Linked DNA regions of Mus musculus: all the other regions are linked to region 3. A link is a loop called in an ENCODE intact Hi-C map of the cell type or tissue named here. Cell type or tissue: left cerebral cortex. All regions are shown on one strand. Region 1 has its middle 53 kb from the start of Gm46766. Region 2 overlaps 1700026D11Rik (RIKEN cDNA 1700026D11 gene). Region 3 overlaps Prokr2 (prokineticin receptor 2).

Region 1 (8,000 bases), 59 kb before region 3:
GCTGCCCCCCCCCAACCCCCTGCTGGGACATCCCCAGGATGCTCTGATGTGACCCTTCTGGTGTAGTGATGCTCTTCAGGCCAGTGGGGGCCCCTGGTATAGAGTGATGCCCATCTCTGGTACCTCTGCCAACTCCTTCCTGTACCTCAGACTTGATTTTTCTTGCAGAATTAAGTGTCGAGAATGTTTCTCACCCGTCTCCTGTCTCTCCTTTAGCCTCCTGGCCTTCCTTTGCCCCAAATTTCTCTTCTTTATTTTTCAGAAGACAGACTGTTCCCCGAGTCCCCCTACTGCTGTGCTGGCCTTTGTCTAGATATATGTTTATCCTTTTGGAGTTTCCCATCCTGTCTGTAGTTGCATGTATGCAAGTGCATTAGAGGGGCTGTGCATGGGGCTATGCTTGCTAAGAGGCAGCTGTGCCCTCCTGTACATTCAAGGGTTCCCTCACCAAGGCTGCCATGGTTTACCATGGTGGTCACTATGCAGAGGACCCAAGCAGGAGCTCTGTGGATGCCAGGTGCTCTCCCAGGGAGAAAGAGGGGAGCCACAGGACAGAGAGGGGGAATAGGACAGAGAGAGAGCATAAGAAGAGAGGGGGGCATAGGATGCAGAGGGGGCATAGGACAGAGGGACATAGGAGGCAGAGGGGTCATAGGACAGTGAGGGGGGCATAGGACAGAGGGACATAGGATGCAGAGGGGTCATAGGACAGTGAGGGGGGCATAGGACAGAGGCGGGCATAGGATAAAGAGGGGGTATAGGACAGAGGGGCGTAAGACCGAGAGGGGGTCGATAGGACAGAGAGGGGGCGTTGGACGGAGAGGGGGCCATAGGACAGAGGGGGCCATAGGACAGGGGGCATAGGACAGAGAGGGGTCCATAGGACAGAGGAGCATAAGATGGGAGGGGAGGCATAGGACAGAGGGGGCCATAGGACAGGGGGCATAGGACAGAGAGGGGTCCATAGGACAGGAGCATAAGATGGGAGGGGAGGCATAGGATAGAGGGGGCCATAGGACAGGGGGCATAGGACAGAGAGGGGGCCATAGGACAGAGGGGGGTCATAGAACAGAGGGGATGGCATAGGGCAGAGAGGGGTTCTCTTGGCACAAGCACAGGAAAGCAGATGGTGTCTGAAAAAGCATTAAGGTTAAGTGTGGTGCTTGCTGGTAGTCAAGACACCTGGGGGGGGGGGTGAGGAGCAGAGGATGATGAGTCTGAGGTGGTTCCTGGCTGAGTGGGACACCCTGTCTCTAAAGGTCATGGAATGTTAAACATCCAGTTTCCTATAGAAATGTTTCAGGCTGGCGAGATGGCTCAGCAGGTGAGAGCACTGACTGCTCTTCCAAAGGTCCTGAGTTCAATTCCCAGCAACCACACGGTGGCTCACAACCATCCGTAATGAGATCTGATGCCCTCTTCTGGTGCGTCTGAGGACAGCAACAATATACTTGGATATAATAATAAATAAATCTTAAAAAAGAAAAAGAATGTTTCTTTTGTACTTTTTCTGCTTCATTACCAGGCTGCATCGGAGCCTTGATTGGGGGCTCTCCTCTCAGAGGCCGCCCCACAGTTCCTGGAGAGGTCATTTGGACGTGGACGCCTTTTTTCTGGAAAGCTGTCCTCTCCCTTTCCTTCCTAACACTGCCACCATCTTTAGTTCATTCATAATTTTGTGTTGTTCTAAAACTTTTTTTAATCATACAGATTTCTTTAAAGTCACAGACTATACAAATTGGTCCTACTAAGCTTAAGGCAGAGTGTCTTCAGATGGCGTATATCCAGCACTTAGACGCTTCCACAGAAGGTGTTTATTTTTCCATTTAAAGATCTATTATTAGCTTGTTTACAAGTAATGTCAAGGGTTTGAGGTTGGGTCTTTTTATGTCATCGACACTAAAGGTTTTGTTTAAATATTAAATCTTGCCCAATTATTTAAGTAGAAAGAGGGGGAAAAAAAAACCATGAATGGCTGTCAAGGAATCACTCACCCCACAGGTGCAGACCTTTCACAGTGTGACAAAGGGAGGGACTTCAGCATGTCTGTGTGCTGCCTGTCAAATGGTCACCTGTACTCAGCACAAGCTGTCTGTCTATCTAGCTACCTGCCCATCTGATTTATCTGTATCAGTCACTTTTCTGTTTGTTATGATAAGACACCATGAGAACAGCAACTTGTAGATGAAGAATTCATTTGGGCTTACAGTTGCAGAGGGGTAAGAAAGAGTCCAGGATGGAGGGGCGGCAGCAGGCGGCAGCCATGGTGGCTGGAGCAGAAGCTAATGGCTCACAAGCACAAGGCAGAGACAGGGAATTGGTAATGGTGTGTGGCTTTGAAACCTTTTAGCCCACCGTAGTGACAGACTTCCTCCACTAGGGCCACACCTAAACCGTACTAACCGGGGACCGAGTGTTCAAACATCCGAGTCCATGGTGGGTGGTTCTCATTCAGATCACCACACTGTCCGTCATCTAGTATGTATGTATGTATGTATGTATGTATGTAAGCATGTATGTATCCACCCAACTACATATCAGTTATTTATCTACCTACTTACCTATCATCTACCTATCCACCTACCTATCATCTATTTATCTATCTATTGTCCGACCTATCTATCTAATTATTATTTATCTATGTACGTGCCTACTTAACCTACCTATCATCTGTGTACCCTCTTACCTATCATACATTATCCATCTGCCTGCCTGCCTGCCTACGTTCTTACCTAAAAAGGTATCTGATTCTCCAAAGTAAGAAGACACCCAGAAAGCCAAGTAGAGAGAACCAGAGGGACCTGCTGGGGTGAGAAGTCGGGTTACACGATTGAATTTGGTTAGTGGATAGATGAGTGTTTATAGCAATAAAAGAAGTGTTTTGTTTTGTATGGAGTCCTCGATACACAGAAGAATTCTTGAGAAGTGGCCACCTTTAATCCTGACTATTTGTAAAGGAGAATGGCCTGGGGGTACATGCCAGGTCGTCTATCTCTGAGCTACATTCTCATTTCCTATACGATTTTTATACACATGTACAATTTTATAATATGTGCAATTTTGAGAGGCCCTGTAGTAGATTGGAGAACAAGAAATGCCTCCCTTCTGCCTCTGCCTGCCCCATCTTCCATTTGATGGAAATGCTGTCCCTGGTCTCTGCAGTTTGAGAGGCCTGAGTAAAACTCAGTTCCTATATGCATGCATGAGTGTTACAGCAATTAATGAAAAAAAAAAAAAGACCACACATTTGAAAGAGAGCAAGAGGTGGTATACGGGAGGGTTTGGAGTGAGAAAAGGGAAGGGGAAATGATGTGAGTATCTAAAAAAAACCATAACAGTAATAACAATAAACTCCAAACCAGCCAACCAAATCAAAACTGCAGTACTCTTTGCAGTCAGGCAGTGCTGCCAAAAGCCCAGGAGAGGGCAGCAGTGAACCAGGAGTCAGGCTCAAGCGCTCCAGCTCAGGACACAGTTGAGTAAGATCCAGGCCCAACCTCACTGTTTTCTTCTGCGTTGATGAGACTGCTCAACCACTTAGCCTCCTCTGCATGAAGCAGAGGTAGCTGAGAAAATATGCAAAGCCCTGCTCCAGTTGCTAGCAGCCGATAGTCACTGGCCAGAAGCTTCTGTTTGTCATGGGATCAGCGTGGTCTGAGGAGTGAATGCCTTTCTATGCAAAAGAAAGAACTGGCCTCAGTATTCCAGGGAAATTGGTGCTGTATTGCAACTGTTTGCACCCAGAAGGAATGTTTTGTCTCGGGAACAGAGAGGAGGGCAGGCTATAACTACCAGAGCTGACTTAGCTCAGGCAGCCTAGGGCGCATTAGGATGCCACCTGAACATCTCATGGCCTTGTTCCGATTCCCAGCCAGTGCTGGGCCTCCCTCACAGATCTCCTTGCACACCTGTAGAGGTGGAATGGCTTGTCCTTTCTGTTTCAGTTGGGGGATTGCTGACTGGCTGTGTGGCACTGGGCAGGTTACTAGCCCTGTCTGTGCTACCCCTTCTTCAGTGTAAAATGAGTAATGCAGTGTCTACCTGCATTAGTTATATTTCCTCATGGTATAATGCAGAGGCTCTCAACCTCCCTACTGCTGTGACCCTGTAATACAGTTCCTCATTGTGGTGGTTTGAAGAGGTTTGGATCCATAGATTCATGTGTTTCAATATTTGGCCAAGAGATTGGCACTATTAAGAGGTATGGCCTTGGGCTGGAGAGATGGCTCAGCGGTTAAGAGCACTGACTGTTCTTCCAGAGGTCCTGAATTCAATTCCCAGCAACTACATGGTGGCTCACAACCATCTGTAAAGGGATCTGATGCCCTCTTCTGGTGTGTCTAAAGATGGCTACAGTTTATTCGTCATATATATATATATATATATATATATATATATATAAAATAAAAATTAAAAAAAAGAGAGGTATGGCCTTAGCCAGGCAGTGGTGGCACACGACTTTAATCCTAGCACTTAGGAGGCAAAGGCAGGCAGATTTCTGAGTTCAAGACCAGCCTGGTCTACAGAGTGAGTTCCAGGACAGCCAGGGTTTATACAGAGAAATCTGTCTCAAAAAAAAAAAAAAAAAAAAAAAAAAGGTGTGGCCTTGTTGGAGTGGGTGTGGCCTTGCTGGTGGAAGTGTGTCACAGTATAGACAGTCTTTGAGGTCTCATAAATAAGTTCAAGCTACACCCAGTGCACAACAGAGTCTCCCCTGGCTGCCTGAGGAAGACAGTCTCTTCTACTGCCTTCTGATGAAGATGTAGAACTCTCAGCTCCTCCAGCACCAAGTTTGCCTGCATGCTGCCATGCTTCCTACCATGATGATAGTGAACTAAACTTCTGAGACTGTAAGCCAGCCCCAGTTAAATGTTTGCTTTTGTCTAACTAAGGAAGTGAAAGATCTGTATGACAAGAACTTCATGTCTCTGAAGAAAGAAATTAAAGAAGATCTCAGAAGATGGAAAGATCTCCATGCTCATGGATCGGCAGGATCAATATAGTAAAAATGGCTATCTTGCCAAAAGCAATCTACAGATTCAATGCAATCCCCATCAAAATTCCAACTCAATTCTTCAACGAATTAGAAAGGGCAATCGGCAGATTCATCTGGAATAACAAAAAACCTAGGATAGCAAAAACTCTTCTCAAGGATAAAAGAACCTCTGGTGGAATCACCATGCCCGACCTAAAACTGTACTACAGAGCAATTGTGATAAAAACTGCATGGTACTGGTATAGCGACAGACAAGTAGACCAATGGAACAGAATTGAAGACCCAGAGATGAACCCACACACCTATGGTCACTTGATCTTTGACAAGGGAGCTAAAACCATCCAGTGGAAAAAAGACAGCATTTTCAACAAATGGTGCTGGCACAACTGGCTGTTATCATGTAGAAGATTGCGAATTGATCCATTCCTATCTCCTTGTACTAAGGTCAAATCTAAGTGGATTAAGGAACTCCACATAAAACCAGAGAAACTGAAATTTATAGAGGAGAAAGTAGGGAAAAGCCTCGAAGATATGGGTACAGGGGAAAAATTCCTGAATAGAACAGCAATGGCTTGTGCTGTAAGATCGAGAATCGATAAATGGGACCTCATAAAATTGCAAAGCTTCTGCAAGGCAAAAGACACCGTCAATAAGATAAAAAGACCACCAACAGATTGGGAAAGGATCTTTACCTATCCCAAATCGGACAGGGGACTAATATCCAATATATATAAAGAACTCAAGAAGGTAGACTCCATAAAATCAAATAACCCCATTAAAAATGGGGCTCAGAACTGAAAAAGGTTTCTCACCTGAGGAATACCGAATGGCAGAGAAGCACCTGAAAAAATGTTCAACATCCTTAGTCATCAGGGAAATGCAAATCAAAACAACCCTGAGATTCCACCTCACACCAGTCAGAATGGCTAAGATGAAAAATTCAGGTGACAGCAGATGCTGGCGAGGATGTGGAGAAAGAGGAACACTCCTCCATTGTTGGTGGGATTGCAAGCTTGTACAACCACTCTGGAAATCAGTCTGGTGGTTCCTCAGAAAATTGGACATAGTACTACTGGAAGATCCAGCAATACCTCTTCTGGGCATATATCCAGAAGATGCCCCAACCGGTAAGAAGGACACATGCTCCAGTATGTTCATAGCAGCCTTATTTATAATAGCCAGAAGCTGGAAAGAACCCAGATGCCCCTCAACAGAGGAATGGATACAGAAAATGTGGTACATTTACACAATGGAGTACTACTCAGCTATTTAAAAGAATGAATTTATGAAATTCCTAGGCAAATGGATGGACCTGGAGGGCATCATCCTGAGTGAGGTAACCCAATCACAAAGGAACTCTCACAATATGTACTCACTGATAAGTGGATATTAGCCCAGAAACTTAGGATACCCAAGATATAAGATACAATTTGCTAAACACATTAAACTCAAGAGAACGAAGACCAAAGTGTGGACACTTTGCCCCTTCTTAGAATAGGAAACAAAACACCCATGGAAGGAGTTACAGAGACAAAATTTGGAAGTGTGACGAAAGGATGGACCATCTAATGATTGCCATATCCAGAGATCCATCCCATGATCAGCTTCCAAACGCTGACACCATTGCATACACTAGCAAGATTTTGCTGAAAGGACCCAGATATAGCTGTCTCTTGTGAGACTATGCCGGGGCCTAGCAAACACAGAAGTGGATGCTCACAGTCAGCTATTGAATGGACCACAGGGCCCCCAATGGAGGAACTAGAGAAAGCACCCAAGGAACTAAAGGGAACTGCAACCCTATAGGTGGAACAACAATATGAACTAAGCAGTACCCTGGAGCTCTTGTCTCTAGCTGCATATGTATCAAAAGATGGCCTAGTTGGCCATCACTGCAAAGAGAGGCCCATTGGACTTGCAAACTTTATATGCCCCAGTACAGGGGAACGCCAGGGCCAAAAAGGGGGAGAGGGTGGGTAGGGGAGTGGGGGTGGGTGGGTATGGGGGACTTTTGGTATAGCATTGGAAATGTAAATGAGCTGAATACCTAATAAAAAATGAAAAAAAAAAAAAGAGTTGCCTTGGTCATGGTGTCTCTTCTCAGCAATAGAAACCCTCAGACACTCATGCTGTGGTGACCCCCAACAAGAAAATTACTTCACTGGTACTTCATAACTGTCATTTTTGCTACTGTTATAAATCATAATGTCAGTATCTGATATACAGGGACTAAGGGGGTCGCGACCCACAGGTTGAGAACCACTGGATAGTGAGCACTCAGGTGCTCATGTGTGTTACTTACATCTCCTGTTGCTGTGACCAAATACCCCACAAAGGCGGTGTAAGGAAGGAGGGGTTTATTTGGGTTCATAGCTTTAAGGGATCCATCCCTGGTACGGAAGACATGGCAGCCACAGTATAGCCATTTGCTCTCTGATGTGACAAGACAGGAGGCAGCAGTACCTCATGTCTTGTTAGGTCAGGAGGCAGAGACTGGGACCAGAAGTAGGTGTGGGACATAACCCTCAAAGGCCCATTCCCATGCCCAGCATGGACAGACCATGGCCCAAAAGTTACCTGATCTTTCTAAATAGTGCCACCAGTTAGGGACAAGGCACTCAAAGTACAAGCCTTTGGGGGACACTCCACGTTCAAAGCATAGCACTACTCCATGAAGTTATAGGGATTAAACACACTTCTGCGTGTACAAAGCTCATCTAACTTCTGGCACCCAGTAAGTTTCCATAAACACTAGCTATATGTCAATTTCATAAAGCTGGCCAGCTGTGGGTGGTGGCTTCTACCTGTAGTCACCGTGCTTAAGAGACTGAGAAAGCAGGAGCATGCTGAGTGCTAGGCTAGCCTGATGATGCTGAGTTCTGGGCCAGCCTGGGCTACAGAGTAAGACTGTCTCAAATACTCAAAAGCCAAAGCCACTGCCTCCAGCAAAGCGCTGGGTATGTAACCTTTTGCTCCTTTGGCCTCTGTGGAGCACTTGGCCTTT
Region 2 (8,000 bases), 130 kb after region 3:
CTCAATAGTTAATGATAACACACAAGACCTGTGCAAGCCCAAGTCAGCCTAGAGCCAGTGGGGAGTGGGGAGCTAGGCACACAGCCCCTCCGTAGCTGTGAATAGATTGACAATTAGCTGGTAAAGAAAGTTAGGTTTTTCTAGAGTGTAACACTCGGTAAGTCAACCACTGTCCAGTGGAAGACTGCAGATTCAGGGATATTTGGAGCAGCAGAAATTGGTCTTGAAGGGTTTGGGTTGGGGAAGGGCATACATTTGGGTAATTAAGGAAGAGGGTGGAGCTAAGAAGAGTCGGAGTGAATATAATCAAAACCTTCTACAAAATTCCCAAAGCACTACTAAAAAGATAATGTATAAATATACACACACACATATATGCATATATATGTGTGTATGTGTATACATATATATGTTTTTATATTCTACCACACCTACTATTTTCTAGCCTTTACCATGTAGGCCTTTGCAGAAAACCACAGATCCAAGCTAGAATAGCACAAAAGTTAGAGCAAGTGCCAGCAAAATAATGAACAGTGTGCTCATACACTGGCTTAGGAAATGAAGTGCTGTCATTAGTCTCCAGGGTCTTTGTGTCCCTTCTTCACACCTAGGCAACTATTACCCTGAAGTTAGTGCTGGCAAGTCATTTGCTTTTCTTTATGTTCTACTACACACTGAGATATACTGAGAGAATTCATTGACCACTTCTGCACATCCTTGAAAGTTCCCTGTGGATGACTTGGCATTTCTTTGCTTAATGAGACACACTGAAGTATCTCAAGACTCTATGGGCTGTGAAGTAAGTATTTGTTCATTTCACAGTGTGAGTGAAGGCTAGTGGGGATGGGATACCCTTGTGCCCAGAATCCAGACTCCACAAGAGTGTTCCGCCGGCCTCTGATATCTCTGTATCCATGGATACCAAATATGTAGTTTTTGAGTGGCAAAGGGAGATACAAAGAGGTATCAGACCTAGCATGCAATCATATTAAGCTGTTGTTCCTCCTCCTCCTCCTTCTCTTCCTCTTCTTCCTCCTTCTCCTCCTTTGTCATGTCCACAAATCACATGGGGCAAAGGAAGTCATATAACCTAGCTAAGGACAAATTATATGTAAGTTTATTCATTTTCATCAACATAAGGTTTTTAAAAATTATGTTTATGTGTTTAGCTGTTGTGTCTTGAATATGTCTGTGCACCCCAGGCCTGCAGTGTCATCTGTGGAGGCCAGGAGTTAGATCCTCTGAAACTGGAGTTACAAATGGTTTTGAGCCACTGTGTGGGTGCTGGGAATCAAATTCTGGTCCTCTAGAAGGGCAGCCAGACACAACATATAATATTATACTGATATCACTACACTACAATATAATTCTCCTTTCTCTCAACAAACACATGGTTTTAGGTTTTGCTAATTAAGAGAATATTGTTTTGACAGAATCGTGTGACTATCCTCCTTAGCACATATGCAAGAATTGCCATAGACTGTATAACTACCTAGTACAATTAATTACCCAAACTTTGGAAATAGAAAGGTGATTTGTGTGACATCTTTCCAAGAATACTTTTATTTTAACTAAGTACACTTGAAGGACATTTCACTGTTATATAATGAGACATTAATCTAGTATTTTCAGTTGATTGAGCTAACATTGCAATAGCTCTCTAACACCAATTTTAGAATATTTTCATTACTCAAATTAAAACCTGGAAGGTTTTTGGTAAAAATGGGATTCAAGAGAGAGACCAAGAGGCTGGAGAGATGGCTCAGCGGTTAAGAGCACTGACTGCTCTTCTGAAGGTCCTGAGTTTAAATCCCAGAAACCACATGGTGGCTCACAACCATCCTTAATGAGATCTGACGCCCTCTTCTGGTGTGTGTGAAGACAGCTACAGTATACTTAGATTTAATAATGAATAAATCTTTAGGCCAGAGTGAGTGGGGCCGACCGGAGTGGGCAACCTTTGTTTCCAGCAAATAAATCTTAAAAGAGAGAGAGAGAAACCAAGTAGATTGTCTTTCATTGGGAAAAAAAAGAGATTTATTTGAACATCCTTTATATGTAAAACACACCTTTAATCCTAGCAGGTAGATTTCTAGGAGTTCAAGGCCAGGGTGACCCATGTAGTATAGGGTTACATGGTGAGACCCTGTAAAGAAGTATGACAACTGGGTCAATGTGGTCTGAAGTAAAGGTCCCAGCCCTGCTGAGGCAAGTATCTCCTGTTCTTTCAGGGTCCCTTGTGAAGGAGGGAAATGGTGGTGCCATGGAATTAGGACCTGAGATCAGCCAGAATCACCTACCTAGACCAAGGGATACTGTGTTTTCTTATGTTTATGGCTGAGGTAGGTGTTTGGAAAGTGACAAGGAAATTCCAAGATAAGGGACATCTGGAAGAGCAATGGGCCTAGTTAATACATGACATAATTGTGGCAACTTGTCCTGCCTGTAACCTTGTCCATTTAGGGCTTTGCGGGGAAGGCTCGCTCCTTTGGGGATTGAGGATGAGGACAAGTTTCATGACGTGATGTGACGTGACGTGACAGTACCCATTAACCATTACTCTCTGTTCCCCATGACCCTCTGAGGATTAGGCAACTGATCTGCTTTGTTCTATAGGTTTGCCAGTTTTAACATTACCCACAGAGAGAGTGACGTAGGCTTCTGTGACTGGGTTTTCACCTTAAAGGTTTTCTTTCTTTGACCTTGTTGAATCATGCATCAAAACAGCATTCCTTTATCCACGCAAAACGTTCTGCTGTCTCTGTGTCTGAGAACTTAGTCATTTATCAGCTGATGAGCATGTTTTGCCGTGAATGAATCTGCTCTGAACAGTTGGTGTGAAGGTTCCTACTGGTATGTGTCTGCGTTTCTCTTGAGCATCTCTGGGACTGTAATTTTGGGGTCAAAATGTAATCCTGCATTTACTCTTTTGGAGAACTGCCCAAGGTTTTATAAAGTACCTGCTCCTTACTGTAATCCCAGCACTCAGGAGGCAGAACAAGGAAGACCATGAGTTCAAAGCCATTCTAAGAGCTAAAACACGCCAATTTACATCCCCATTAGCAATACATGAGTTTCACTGTCCCTTGGTCATTGCTCGCCCTAAATGGGCACACAGCAGCATCCCATTTTGCTTTTCCTTGCATGTTATTTTGTTAAGCATGGCCTGACGCTCTTTTCCATTTCTGCACACCATAACACCTAGATCTCACTGCTGAGGATCTCAGCAGACATGTCAAGAATGCAGAGCTAAAGTTTTCACCATCTCTTATTTATGTGTCTGTATGTGTAGGTGCAATACATATTAGTACATGCGGAGTCATACCAACATTTCATGCAACATCACCAAGGAGACACATGGATTAAAGACATGAAAAGATTGGACCCCACACACAAGCTGAAATGGTGGAAATAAATAGGGACCGACGAGTGGCTCAGTGGGTAACGCACCTGCAGCACAGGCCGGACAGCCTGGGTTTCATCTCACATAAAGGTGGGAGCGGAGAACCGACTCCACAAAACTGTCCTCTGACCTTTGTGCTTGGGCACACACACATCATAGCCAATAAGAATTTTTATTATAAAAAGAGAAGCTACAAAAGGATCTGCAAACCCAAAGGCCTCCAAGGAAACAAGCCTCTTCACTTGCATGCGTTTTCATCCCAGACCTCTGTCTTGTCCTGACGCGTCAGACCAGCACAACCGCAAACCCCCAAGGAACTGCTAGGCGGATGGGTTTGCTCTCGAGAATGCGTACAGCGAGAGAAGTGGAAACTTTCCGTTTAAGGCACATTCCTTTCATTCCAAGAAACGGGACTGATGATGATAGGCATGTCTGTGACTTGGGGACAAGGAGCTCTTCAGGTGAAGCTGCAGGCGACGGAGTCCAGTCAGTGAAATCAAGCGACTGCAGACTGAGCGACTTGAAAACCAGCTGTGCACCTCCAGCCTGGCCAGCCCAGGGGAGCCACCAGTGGCCTTTCAAGCCGTCCATTTGATATGCTTTTTTTCCTGTTGCTATCACTGGGCGTTCCCTTTTTACAGTCGCCACCTTGAGCGCACCACGGCCTTGTGCTCCAACTCAGCCCATCTGTGAGTCAGAAGATTCTGGTTTTCAGGCCAGCCTTGGGATCCAACAAGGTGCTGAAAGCCTCGTCCCATCTGTTCCCACCCCTGCCCTTCCCACCTTCCCTCCCTCACCCCCACACTCTCTCATCTGAGAGGTGCTTGTAAGTTCCAATTTTGAAACAGCCATGGCAGTCATCCCACGAAAACTCCTGCAGTTTATTTTTAAAAAAACTAAAATATTCATCTAACAGAAGGAAACATAATCACTTCCTCTCACCCATGATAGACTTGACAATAAGTAAAATAAAACAATCTTTAAAATTAAAACCCCTTTCTCTCCTATTTAAATGGCATGTTTTATTTCTCCCAACCAGAGCAGTGGCATGGTTGACCCACATCTGTTTCTAGTAGGTTGAGACCATAAAGGCTCTTAGCAAACTTAGTTAGCAATACAAAGGGCTTCCAAACGCTGAGTTCAGATGAGCCCCTGCTTCCACACAGTCAGTTCCTGCATCTACATCTTTTTAACTGACCGTCTAGGGTCGGGGAGCATGAGGGAGGGATGCTGAAATTGCCTCTGACCAGCTCACACTTTCACCGTTAAACAGAAGCCAAGAGAGAGCGGGCTCCGGCATCTACCGTATCTCTTCCTACACAGTGTAAGCAGAGAATGCCAGGTAAGTGGCAATTCTCAATTTTCACGTGATCAAAATAAGAAACATGCCCACACGACCTCACTTCTGTTAACTTTTTAAAAATTAGGTTTATTTCTTGTGTGTTTGAGCTGCATATGGGTATATGCACCCCATGTGTGCTTAGTGACTGTGGAGATCAGAAGAGGGCATTGTATCCCTGGAACAGGAATTATTGATGGCATTGAGCCACCACATGGGCACTAGGAATTGAATCAGGGTTCTCTGTGAGAGCAGCAAGTGCTCTTAACCACTGATCCAGCCTGGTTGCCCACTTCTACTGACTTTAAAATGTTAATAGCAGATTTTTTGCAGGGCTGGGCGTGGTGACATACTCCTTTAATCCCAGAACTGAAAGAAGAGACAGACAGATATCTGTGAGTTTGAGGCCAGCCTGATCTAGGTAGTGAATTACAAGATAGCCAGAGCTACATAGTGAGATCCTGTCTCAAAAAAAAGAAAAAAGATAAAAAAAGTTTTGTATGGAGCTGGGGAGACAGCTCAGTGGTTAAGAGCACAGAGTGAAGCCATAGGGTTGGGGCTGACTTAGTTTTGTTTTTCAGTATCCAACGTTCATGGGTTAAGTTCTGAAAATGTTCAGATTGTAAGGCACTCTTCTGGTGTGTCTGAAGACAGAGACAGTGTACTCACATAAAATAAACAAGTTTTTTTTTAAGATTTATTTATTTTATTTATATGAGTACACTGGGAGTTGCTGGGACTTGAACTCAGGACCTCTGGAAGAGGTTGGTGCTCTTAACCGCTGAGCCATCTCTTCAGCCCAATAAGTAATTCTTAAAAAAAACAAAACAAAACAAAACAAAAAACAACAACAACAAAAAAAAAAAAAACCCCAATTCCTAAAGCCTGTGATGCAATTGTGACATCAAAGCAGTACCTGCCCATGTCTGGCTGATTTCATACAACTATCACCCTTTTAATGTCTTCTCTTGAGTGACTGAATGTTGAAGGGGAACAAGGTAGACAGCGTCTTGGGAATCCATTTCCCTCACCATAGACTCTATCAATTGATTCTAAAAGTCTTGGTCACCTCAAATCAAACATCTCAGACTGCTTTCGTTTGCCCGCTCGCTGCTGTTTAGTGTTCAAGGGTGAGCTAATAGGAAACTTAAATTTCACTTCCTGCTTCCTCCGCCTCCAGGCTGTCAGAGAATTCATGCAGGGCTTGGCTTGCCTTGTGTTTCCTTGGATTGTGGCAAAGAACAGCACTGCCACCTACTACACAAAGCCAACGAGCTGTCCCTGAAAGCTGGGTCACATGAGCCTCTCTGGCATCTGCTACACGCAGTGATGTACTCATTGGTTTGAAAGGCTCAAAATCCACACGAGCTTTCTTTTTGTTTCGTCCTTTGCTACAGTTGTTCCACGGTAAACAACCAGGCCATTTGGAGCTGTTTTGTGTGAAGTATATTTCTGCCATACAGATATGTTGGCTCCCACAAAAAGATGGTTTCTCTTGATTTCATATAAGATGCAGTCAGAAACTCTGCTGTGAACATGACTGTGACTCATAAAATTGAGTTTGGGGAGGAGTGATCAATGACCAACAGTGGCCCATGCTACCACCCACAGGTGGCGTTCAAGCTCTATATGAGCTTCCTGTTCTCCTAAATCAGGTTGAGCATTCTCCTCTTCTCTGAAAGGCAGCATTGCTGCTGGTCCCCTGGGGCTGCTTATCTCCAGGGAAGCTCTAACATGGGATGCTTGGTCCCTCTCTGCTGAAGCTGCCCCAGGTATGCAGCTGGCCTGAGGCTAGAGGCATGTGCCATCACATTCATTTTTGGTGGTGCTGGGGTCAAACCCAGGGCCTCAGATATGCTAAGTATCACTTTACCAACTGAGCTACAAACCCAGCCTCCTATATTGATTTGACGACTGTACTTTGTATAATTAATGGGGTAGACAATGCTCCATCAAGACATCTTATGTCACCAGGTGAAATATCCAGTGTCAGGAATCGGTTACATGTAGTTGAGTTGTTGACTAAGGGGACCTCATAGAGCCTCCCAAACAACTCAAGCTATTGTCAAGGCTGTTAGTTACTCCTCACAAACTTACCATGAGATGTATTGCTGAAGACAACACATACCTCATCAAACACAAAAAACGCCAAGCTGGTCCCCAAGTAGAGGCTTCACTTTCTACTGACTAGGGTTCGTGGCACTGGTACTTTGAACATTGTCAGAGGAGAATGATATCCACTGACCCAACTACAAACCTACACAGTGACCTACCTAAAAGATAGTCTTAGTGCAACAGGAAACTATCCAACCACTAATTGTGAGGCTAACCAGCCACTCTGATTGGATTTAAAGCCCACTCAAGAAGATGGAGCCCATGTCTGACACTACTAGAGTGGCCAAGAACCTGAGATGGATAGATCGTGGTTCTGGTATTTCTGTTAAAGGAACATCGCAGTCAAAACGACTCCTAATATCATCCTGTTACAACCACAGATCACTCTCCTCACTCAGCCACCTTCATAGAAGCTGCTTCTTGCAGTAGATAGAACCTAACATGGAGACCCAAAACTGGACAACGTGTAGGGAGTGAGAGACTGGAGTGCCCAAGCCTAAATAGGATGTCTTCATCAAACCCCTTCCTTTAAGGCTCGGGGTTCTTTGTGGAAGAGAAGATAGAAAGATAAGAGCCAGAAAGGACGGAGGACACCAAGAAACAGTGGTTTTCAGACACAGCAGGACTGCACACCTATGAACTCAGAGAGACTGTGGCAGTACAAACTGAGCCTACACAGGTCCAAGCCAGACAGGGTGCCAGTACTGAGTGGCAGAAGTGGACACAGGTTCCCACCACTAACCAAGAAACTACCTGCAATTGATATCTACTTGCAAAGGAAAAATTAGTTTTCTCCAGTGGAGCATCACTGAGTGCACCCAGGTGGGCCCCATGCCAAGCGTAGTTGGCCAACACAAAACCAACTCAACGGTGTTTTCGGAGAAGCTTTTTCTTTTAACTCATTTTGCTAGGTTTGGGCTTTGGAGGTGGTTTTTGTTGTTTTTGTTTTTCTGTTTGTTTTATTGGTGTTTTGTTTGTTTCAATTTTTGGTTTTTTGTTTGTTTCTTGGGCTCTTTGTTTTTTAAAGAGACAAAGGGTGTGGAGTAGGGAGGTGGAACAGTAGGGAGAACCTGGGGGGAGTTGGGGGAGGAAAACTTAGAATGTGAAGAAATATGGAAAAAAATGTAATCTTAGGAAATACAA
Region 3 (8,000 bases):
TGGTTTCTGGTTAAATCTAAATGAAAGGAGGATGATATGTTTAAATACAAGAAGGAGGCAAATTCTGTTGACATGTGAAGGGTACAGTGTCTACTGGAGAGGTTATTTGTGTCCTGGACAGAATAATGGTTCTCCTGTGTTTAAGAAGGTCTTCCTTAGTAACTGAGTTTAAGGGAGGGATACATATGGGGCTGTGAAGGAGGAAGAAAATACCTATCTAGCTAACCTGATCAACCCTAGTATTCAGTAGATGACATAATAATACAAGTGAATTCAGTCCTGGGGTCCACCAGTGCTTTGTTGGGAAGACTGTCTAAGACCACAGGGATGCTGAGGGTATGGGCATTGACTCTATCTTCTTGATTGCACTCTGTGACAGGGAGACCTTTATGCCTCACTATAGATACGCTACTTCAAAGATGAGTTTAGTGGTCTCTGATTCAAAGAAGAGGGATGAAAAGTGTGGAGCTGTTTCTCCATTCCAAACTCCCTCTAATGAGCTTTTCACGACCTCATTCTTCACAAAGGAAGAGGTGAAAATCACATCCACACCATGACTTCGCCGGGCTGATGTTCCTAATGATCCGTTTTCATTATTTCCATTTCATTACAGTGGAGACACACAGAGATGAGTCCTGGGGTTAGGACTTTTACCCGGATCTTTGGATCTCAAGTAGAGTTCCTTTTGTAAGTCGGAGTATGTTCTAGAAAATTGTCCAAATCATAGCAAATGGACAGATTATACTCATTGCCACTGGAAACCTCGGCTCTTTCTGTGTCCTCTTCCTCCAAGACCCCAGAGCCCTGAAATGCTTGGCATTAAAGTTATCCAGAACTGGATACATTTCTTGTGTCAGGAGCCTCCCATCTTTGCCCTATGGGCTTGATGAGATTTGATACATCTGTGGTAAAGCCTGTCCCCTTATTTTTCCTCATTTGAAATTACATCATTGCAGATAAGTACAGAATATCTAAGGAGATAACTGGTGTGGAGTGGGGAAAGTCAGTATACTATATGGACCCTCTTCCTATGAGGCCTTGGTCTCCCTATTGATGGAGTTATCCTTACATTTCTAGTATGTCTAGGTGCTTTATTCTATTGCCTTTGACAGTTCTGTGCAGAAAAGATACAGAATGAAAGAATATGTAGCATGACTCTGGCTAGTCATTTGTGACTTCTTTCTAGTGACCTGGATGGATGGATGGATGGATGGATAGATAGATAGATAGATAGAGCTGAATAACTCCAAATAGCTTCTATCATTTTTTGGGGGGGTAACTTGTTTTTGCACATAGCAGGTAATTCTCACATGTCAGCTCTTGTCCTTGAATAATTGGTTGGTGTGGTTTGCAGACAGAAGCATTCAGTCCACATCACTTGTTACTATTTGTGTCTGCCTTCTAAGATGTTATGCAGACATCAGTTGTGCTGTATGTTATTACATAGAAGCGTCCTGATACATTAGAGCAGGAGAACGTGAATACAGCCGTATCTTTCCATGTAGCTTGTGAGTGGTTGATGGTGTGTGATTTACTGAGTACCGAATGTTAAATTTTTCCTTGGGCAACACCTGAAGGCTACTTTAGTCTGATACAATCCACCTCTTCAGTGGCAGGCACCCCGCTGGTTTTGAGGTCGAGGTCAGCGCTGGACTTACTCCCGTAGTGAGAGGGCCGCCAGTGGAGCCGCAGCATCTTCTTGAAGTATTTCATGGTGTTGTTCTTGACCGTCACGAAGCATATAGTATTGATCATGCTGTTGCTCATGGCAATGCACTCCACGACGTAGAAGGCGGTGAGGTAGTGCTTCTCCTTCACAACTACCGTGGGGAAGAAGTCTCGCACTATGGTAAAGCCATAGAACGGCGCCCAGCACAGCACGTAGGCTGTGAGGATGCCCATGAGCAGTAGCACTGTCTTGCGGCGGCAACGCAGCCGCTTGCGGATTTGCTCCGTCTGGAAGCCAGGTACAGCCTTGAACCAGAGCTCTTGGGAGATCCTGGCATAGCACAGGGTCATAGTGACCACGGGACCCACGAACTCAAGCCCGAAGACGAAGAGGAAGTAGGATTTGTAGTAGAGCTGCTGGTCCACCGACCAGATCTGACCACAGAAGATTTTTTCTTGATTCTTGACGATAACGAGGATGGTTTCTGTGGTGAAGTAGGCAGATGGGACAGCGATGAGGATGGAGACCATCCAGACCAAAGCGATCAGGAAGGAAGCGGTCTGATAATTCATCCGTGGTTTCAAAGGGTGGACAATAGCGAGGTATCTGAAGGGAGAGGGAAGCCAGCAGTGATGGTTATATTTCGAAGCACGATTGCTTTTTAACCAGCCCGGAGAGCTGGAACCGCACAGTGAATCCCCAGCTGCCTCCGACCCAGGTTTAAGCAGCATTAGCTCACTAACAGCCCCACTTGGCTTTTAGAGCACTGATTTAATGGAAACAGCTTCTGGGTTAAAGCAATGGCTGTTCTCCCTTGCCTGACATAGGGACCAGGGAATTACCTTTCTCTCTGAGATTTATTTCTCTGAATACAACCCAAGACATTTGTTATACTACAGCCAGTATAAGCCTATCCCTGTCTAGCTTACAAATGAATGAGACTCAGACTATGGTTATTTTATTTGGCTTTGACAATGCTGGGGGTGGGCTGGGGTGATGGTAACCCCTAATCTACTTTTCTAACTGCTGACCCAGCTGCAACCCCAGCAGTGTATGTGTACCCCAAATACTTGCTGTTTCTCCTGGTCACGTGGTCCATCTCCTCTCATGGTGGCTTCCCCCTCCTGCATCCTTCTCTCTCTCTCCTCCTGCCCCCGCTAACCAGGTAACTCAACCTGCCTATCTCTAACCCCTTCAGTAATTGTCTGTAGCCATTTTTATTTAGCCAGTAGTTTTCAATTAAGGAACAGGTTTGCACAATAAAAGCGGGTAAATATAAGAACTCACTCGTAGGCCCAGACCTTCAGGTACAGATTTTAGCATTAGATTTCATAGCTATAGACCAAACCTCAACAGTCTGTGACCATTCAACATAGTAAGGATATACTTGTGTGAGTATTTTTCAGTAGATACACACACTCATCTGTTCAGGATACTGTTATACTTTTAAGTTTTCAATCTTGCCACCCTGCCCACAAACATGGTACTCCTAAAGTTCTTATTCCAAATCTCTCATGATTTAAGGTGAAAGAAAAGCTGTGTAGCTCAAAGGGAGGTGTGGACACTGCTCGAGCTTCCTCTTCCGCCCCGCCCCGGCTCCTAGATGTCAGCCTGCATTATGGAGGCGGTGGGATTAAGTGGGATTTAGGACTCTAGTAAGAAATAAGCAACATGCCCAGGTTCATGGCCAGCAGATAACAGAGTGGAGCCTCCTGATACAAAGCGTTCACATCCACCTCCCCGTGCCATTTCACACTGAAGAGAAAGTGCGTGACGAAGGCATCTCTTTGGAGTACCTTAAAGCGTTACTCCTGTTCTTTTTAAGGAGTCATACTACTCGAGACAGATGAAGCCTGAAGCCTTCGTGGAAAATGAGCTCACTTGTGTGGGTTGCTTCCAGAGAGATGGAATGATAGCTATTTAGATATTTGGGTCCTGGGATAATTTCTGTGTATTATGTCGGGGGTGGGAGAGGCAAGAAGGGTGGTGGGGGAGGGTGGAGGAAGAGAAGAGGCGTGAGAGGTAGATAAGAGACAAATTGTCCTGGAAATGAGTGTGTGGGCCAAAAGCAGGAAGTATACTGAAAAATACTCAGGCAAGTACATCCTTGCTATGTTTAATGTTCACAAACTGTTTGAGCCAAGAGCGGGAAGCCTCCAGTAGAAAACTGTCTGACTTCTTTTCTAACCAAACTCTTTGATCACCTTTCCAAAACAATGGCGTGACTTAGAATCCCTCTGCCATGCTACTGTTCTCTGTCCCTTGCAGTATTTCTGTTATCTTGTCCCATCTGTACCTGCTTGCTGGTGTCTCTCCAGTGGATTCCATACTTGAGGCTTCAGGCTATGGGGGAGAAAGCTGGACTCATCCCAGCCATGGGGGCTCCCTGCTGGGCGTTACCCAGAAGCCTCTGGGGCTTTCCACCTCTCTGTGTGACCAGGCTAGGAGGACGAGCACAGCAGTGCCGGAGAGGTGAACAGATGGGCAGGGCAGCCTCACCACTTGACTAAGACATCTCACTGTCACTGTCTCTCTGTGATAACTGGACAAATTGTTTCCTGTTGCCTTTATAATAAAAGGGATACTTGCAATGCTACCACTGTGCCAGTACAGTGTTGGGGGTCAGAAGTCTGACATGGTTTCACTGGGTAATCTTGGGTGCCAGCAAGTGGCACTTTTTAGGGGTTCCAAGGACAACCTGATGGGGGGGGGCTTTTGTTTGGGTTTTGTTGTTGTTTGCATCTCTAATTTTTTGAGAACTGCCTATATTTCTTGGTTCATAACCTCTCCTTCTTTCAAAGCCAGCAATGGCCAGTGGAGTCTTTCTCTCACAGGCCTATTATGACATTCTGCCCACCTTCAGGTAAGATCCTTTGCCACTCATTGGTTCTATTTTAAATGATTGGCAACCATAGCTCCTTGGATTACCTTGCTCCTCCTTAGGATGCAGCGCAGCACAGTCATGGGCTTCGGGGATTTGGGTGCAGGTATCTTTGATGGGCATTCATTACTCTGTGTATTCTACTAAATCCAAAGTCTTTAGAGACTATAAAACAAATTCAGGACTTAAAACTGCTCTCAATCTGGTCCTGTCATCACAGTGTATCAATAACTCACAGTATGTCAATAACTCAGTTTACCAAAAACTAATACAATGTACCAATAACTAGTACTCACAGTACACTAATAACTCACAGTGTATCAATAACTCACAGTGTACCAATAACTAATACTCACAGTATATCAATAACTCACAGTATAACAATAATTCAGAGTATATCAACAACTCAGTGTACTAATGACTCATAGTATATCAATAACTGAAATATCCCAACAACTCATGGTATATCAATAACTCACAGTATATCAATAACTCACAGTGTCCCAATAACTCACAGTATATCAATAACTTATAGTATATCAATAACTCACAGTATATCAATAACTTATAGTATATCAATAACTCACAGTATATCAATAACTCACAGTGTATCAATAACTCTCAGTGTATCAATAACTCATAGTATACCAATAATTAATGCAAAAAACTTCACATTTCTGCTAATTTTGTTGTCATTCCCCATCCCCACCCTCATCACCTTTTTCTTGGGTGGCCTGGAACTTAACTGTTGTAGATTAGGCTAACCTTAAACACACACACACACACACACACACACACACACACACACACACACTGATAATCTGCCTGGCTATCCTTAACTCTTACAGTCAAACACTTTGTCATCCAATACATCTTTCTTACTCAGAGGACATTCCAAAATTCATTGTTAACATCAAGTAAATCAGAAAGACAAGAGTACTGACTTGGAAGGTGTTGGGCAGGTCTGTTTCCAGACTGCACACTTGGATAAATAACTTAGGCTCCAGAGACTCAGTCTCTGCATCTGTGAAGTGGGGATAATAATGACTTAATTGACAATCTGTCAGGATTTGTGTCAGCTTCCAAGAAGGTAAACATCCATAATGTATGACGGGGCTATAGTACTTTGCGTATGCTGATTGTTTCCCATGAGTCATTTGTTGGCAAGAGAGACATCTGCAAGTCTCTGTGGCCAACTGTCTGCTTGAGAGTGTATGCATGCTTTTGAGGTCAATGGACCTCAGCTCTCTGCAACTAGAAATAGCACCTCCTCTGCAGGAGGATAGTCTCTGGCTCAGCTTCCACAGACAGCATGTGGTGGCCCTTCTGGAGTTTCTGCATGGCAGAGCAGGCATGTTTGAAAAAACAGTGGATGGGAATGCACAGGGAGACTGGGGCTTCTGTAGGAGCCCAGGCTATGCATGGGCTGGTGCTTAAGCCCCACTGGGTGGCTGCTCCCTTATACTAAACACCCTCCCTTGAAATGATGAGCACTGAGATATTGCAGTGTTGGAGGTCAGAAGTCTGACAAGGTGGGGACCGGCAGCTGGCATGTCTTTTGGAGATTCTTAGGGGAGGACCTGTGTCGGGGGAGGGCAGTGGCTAATAAGTCTCTTCTAACTCACAAGAAACTTAAATTGTTTCTCTATCTGAGATGACTAAAAATAGGATCCCAGGAAACACCACCCAGGATGGCCCCAGTAAGAAAGACCCATTTTCTAAAATGAGCACCATCAGGGAAGGGTAGGATGTCTGACCCATCTTCCTGATATTTTAGGGCCCAGTGATGGCAAGAGGGGAAACTTATTAGGGCACTGCTCTAAGGCCCGAGGTCCCATGTGCTGCTTTAATCTGTGAGCCTCACAGAACCCCAGCGCCTACCCAAGAGCTCCTCTGTGCTTGTCAGATGTGCTCCACTGGGAGCACTCCAGGAAGCCCATGAAGCTTCCCCTCCATTTAGCTCCTCTAGCAGGCATGGCGGGTATAAGCTTCCTGCCGGAGCTAAGTCTAGATTACGGCTGTGTGCCTGTTCTCCCAGTGCCCAGCAGCCTAAGGCAGGAGAACCAGAGTTCAACGTCATGCTGGACTACATAAGCGAGACCCTTGCCTCTGTTGAAAAACTAGCATTTACAAGTCACCATATGTTTATTATTCCCAATGTTTGATAATTCCTAGTTTTTACATGAAAAAAAAAAAGCTTTTGAGTTCAAAAATTACATCTTCTACAGCTTGTATTTCTACGTTTCATAGCCTGGGGACAGCATAGCCACAAACCTGTGGCAGTCGTGGCAGATGCTGCCATACCTCCTCCAGCCTCCTTTCTCTTATCCTTGAGTATATTCTCCCCTATAGGCCTCTGCCTTTACATTTCAGCACATGCTCTCCCATTCCCCTCTGCTCTCACCACTTTGGTACACACTCCCCCACTCCTCTTTTGCTGCATCAGCATATGTGTGTGCACTCTAGCATGACGATACCTGCCTCTTTGTTTGTTTGTCTGAGGGTTTTCTCTGGTTTTCAGAGTCCTCGTGGCTTCCTGTGCAGTATTTTCGAGAAGCCCTCTACAGTGACTTGTAAGAGCCATATACAAACAACTCAGCTCCCTCCTCCCGCGCCTGGGAGAACTCCGAGCTGTGATCTACACTTACTCCAAGGATTTCTTAGCAGCACTTGCCCACGGAGGCTTTAGTAGTGTATTTCCTGTCCCCTACTTCTCATTTCCCACTCAGTACTTCCTGCACATGGATCCCTGCACAAGTCCGAGGATATGAAGGAAAAACACAAACTAAGACATAGGTGTCTTAGTGTAGAGGCAGAAATACCAGAGATATGATGATTGTCTTAAAATACACAGATGGGGACTTCTATATCTTTATACCCAATATGAATTGGAGGGTCATGCTGGCATAGACGGCAGTGCTAGACTCAGGATTTATATCCAGTGACATTGGGACTTCTGGAGATTTCATAAGCAAAGGAATATCTTAGGAAAAGCCAGCAATAGTGATTCTCAGATGCTTCGTATGGCTAAGCATGGGTTTTAGGGTGCAGTTAGAAGCCCCTGGGGAGCAAGAGACAGGTCAACAGAGCACCAGAGTGTCCATCATGAGTTGCCAAGTGGCAAAGCTCAAGGGACAGGTACTGGGTTTAATCAGAGCTGGACATAAGGGATGGGGTCAGTGGGTGAGGGACAGGGAGAAAGGCGGAGAATGATGGTCACTTTCCTGTTTGGGTCACTGGGAGCAGGGTGAGGGGGCATGGCGGGTGGGGTGTGAAGGCTTCATGGGGAACAGTTGGCTGGGGTGAAATGGAACCTCTGCTGTCTGTGCCAGGTGACTGCTTCCTAAACAGCGCTAGCATCACAAACCACAAGGCAGCAAGATTGATATCACAGACACAGCTTACAGGGGACAAGGTGTGAGGATAGCAATCACTCTCCTTTCAGCAAGC

The links. A loop is a pair of places that touch in the nucleus more often than their neighbours do. Peaks named below come from ENCODE experiments on the same cell type or tissue, not always from the same donor. Only the 100,000 strongest peaks of a DNase experiment are listed, where the experiment ranks them.
Region 1: it touches region 3 in a loop (2.2-fold over the local background); 5 of 42 quality-filtered maps call a loop at or near these places.
Region 2: it touches region 3 in a loop (3.0-fold over the local background); 4 of 42 quality-filtered maps call a loop at or near these places.

Annotation. Positions count from the first base shown.
Region 1 is chr2:132,312,775-132,320,774 of GRCm38, forward strand. No RefSeq gene overlaps it. Among named protein-coding and RNA genes, the nearest start is that of Gm46766, 53 kb to the left of the region's middle. In left cerebral cortex, CTCF peaks have their summits at 1,454 (motif pointing left) and 3,411 (motif pointing right); a DNase peak (open chromatin) is centred at 3,446.
Region 2 is chr2:132,503,530-132,511,529 of GRCm38, forward strand. All of the region lies in intron 1 of 1700026D11Rik (RIKEN cDNA 1700026D11 gene), which reads left to right. Among named protein-coding and RNA genes, the nearest start is that of 1700026D11Rik, 17 kb to the left of the region's middle. In left cerebral cortex, no CTCF peak of the experiment used is centred here; DNase peaks (open chromatin) are centred at 3,822, 4,214 and 6,023; H3K27ac peaks cover 776 bases.
Region 3 is chr2:132,371,816-132,379,815 of GRCm38, forward strand. It overlaps Prokr2 (prokineticin receptor 2), which reads right to left. Exons shown (of 3, transcript NM_144944.3): 3 at 1-2,275. The coding sequence ends at 1,579. Among named protein-coding and RNA genes, the nearest start is that of Prokr2, 9.6 kb to the right of the region's middle. In left cerebral cortex, no CTCF peak of the experiment used is centred here; DNase peaks (open chromatin) are centred at 3,481, 3,776, 5,793 and 7,160.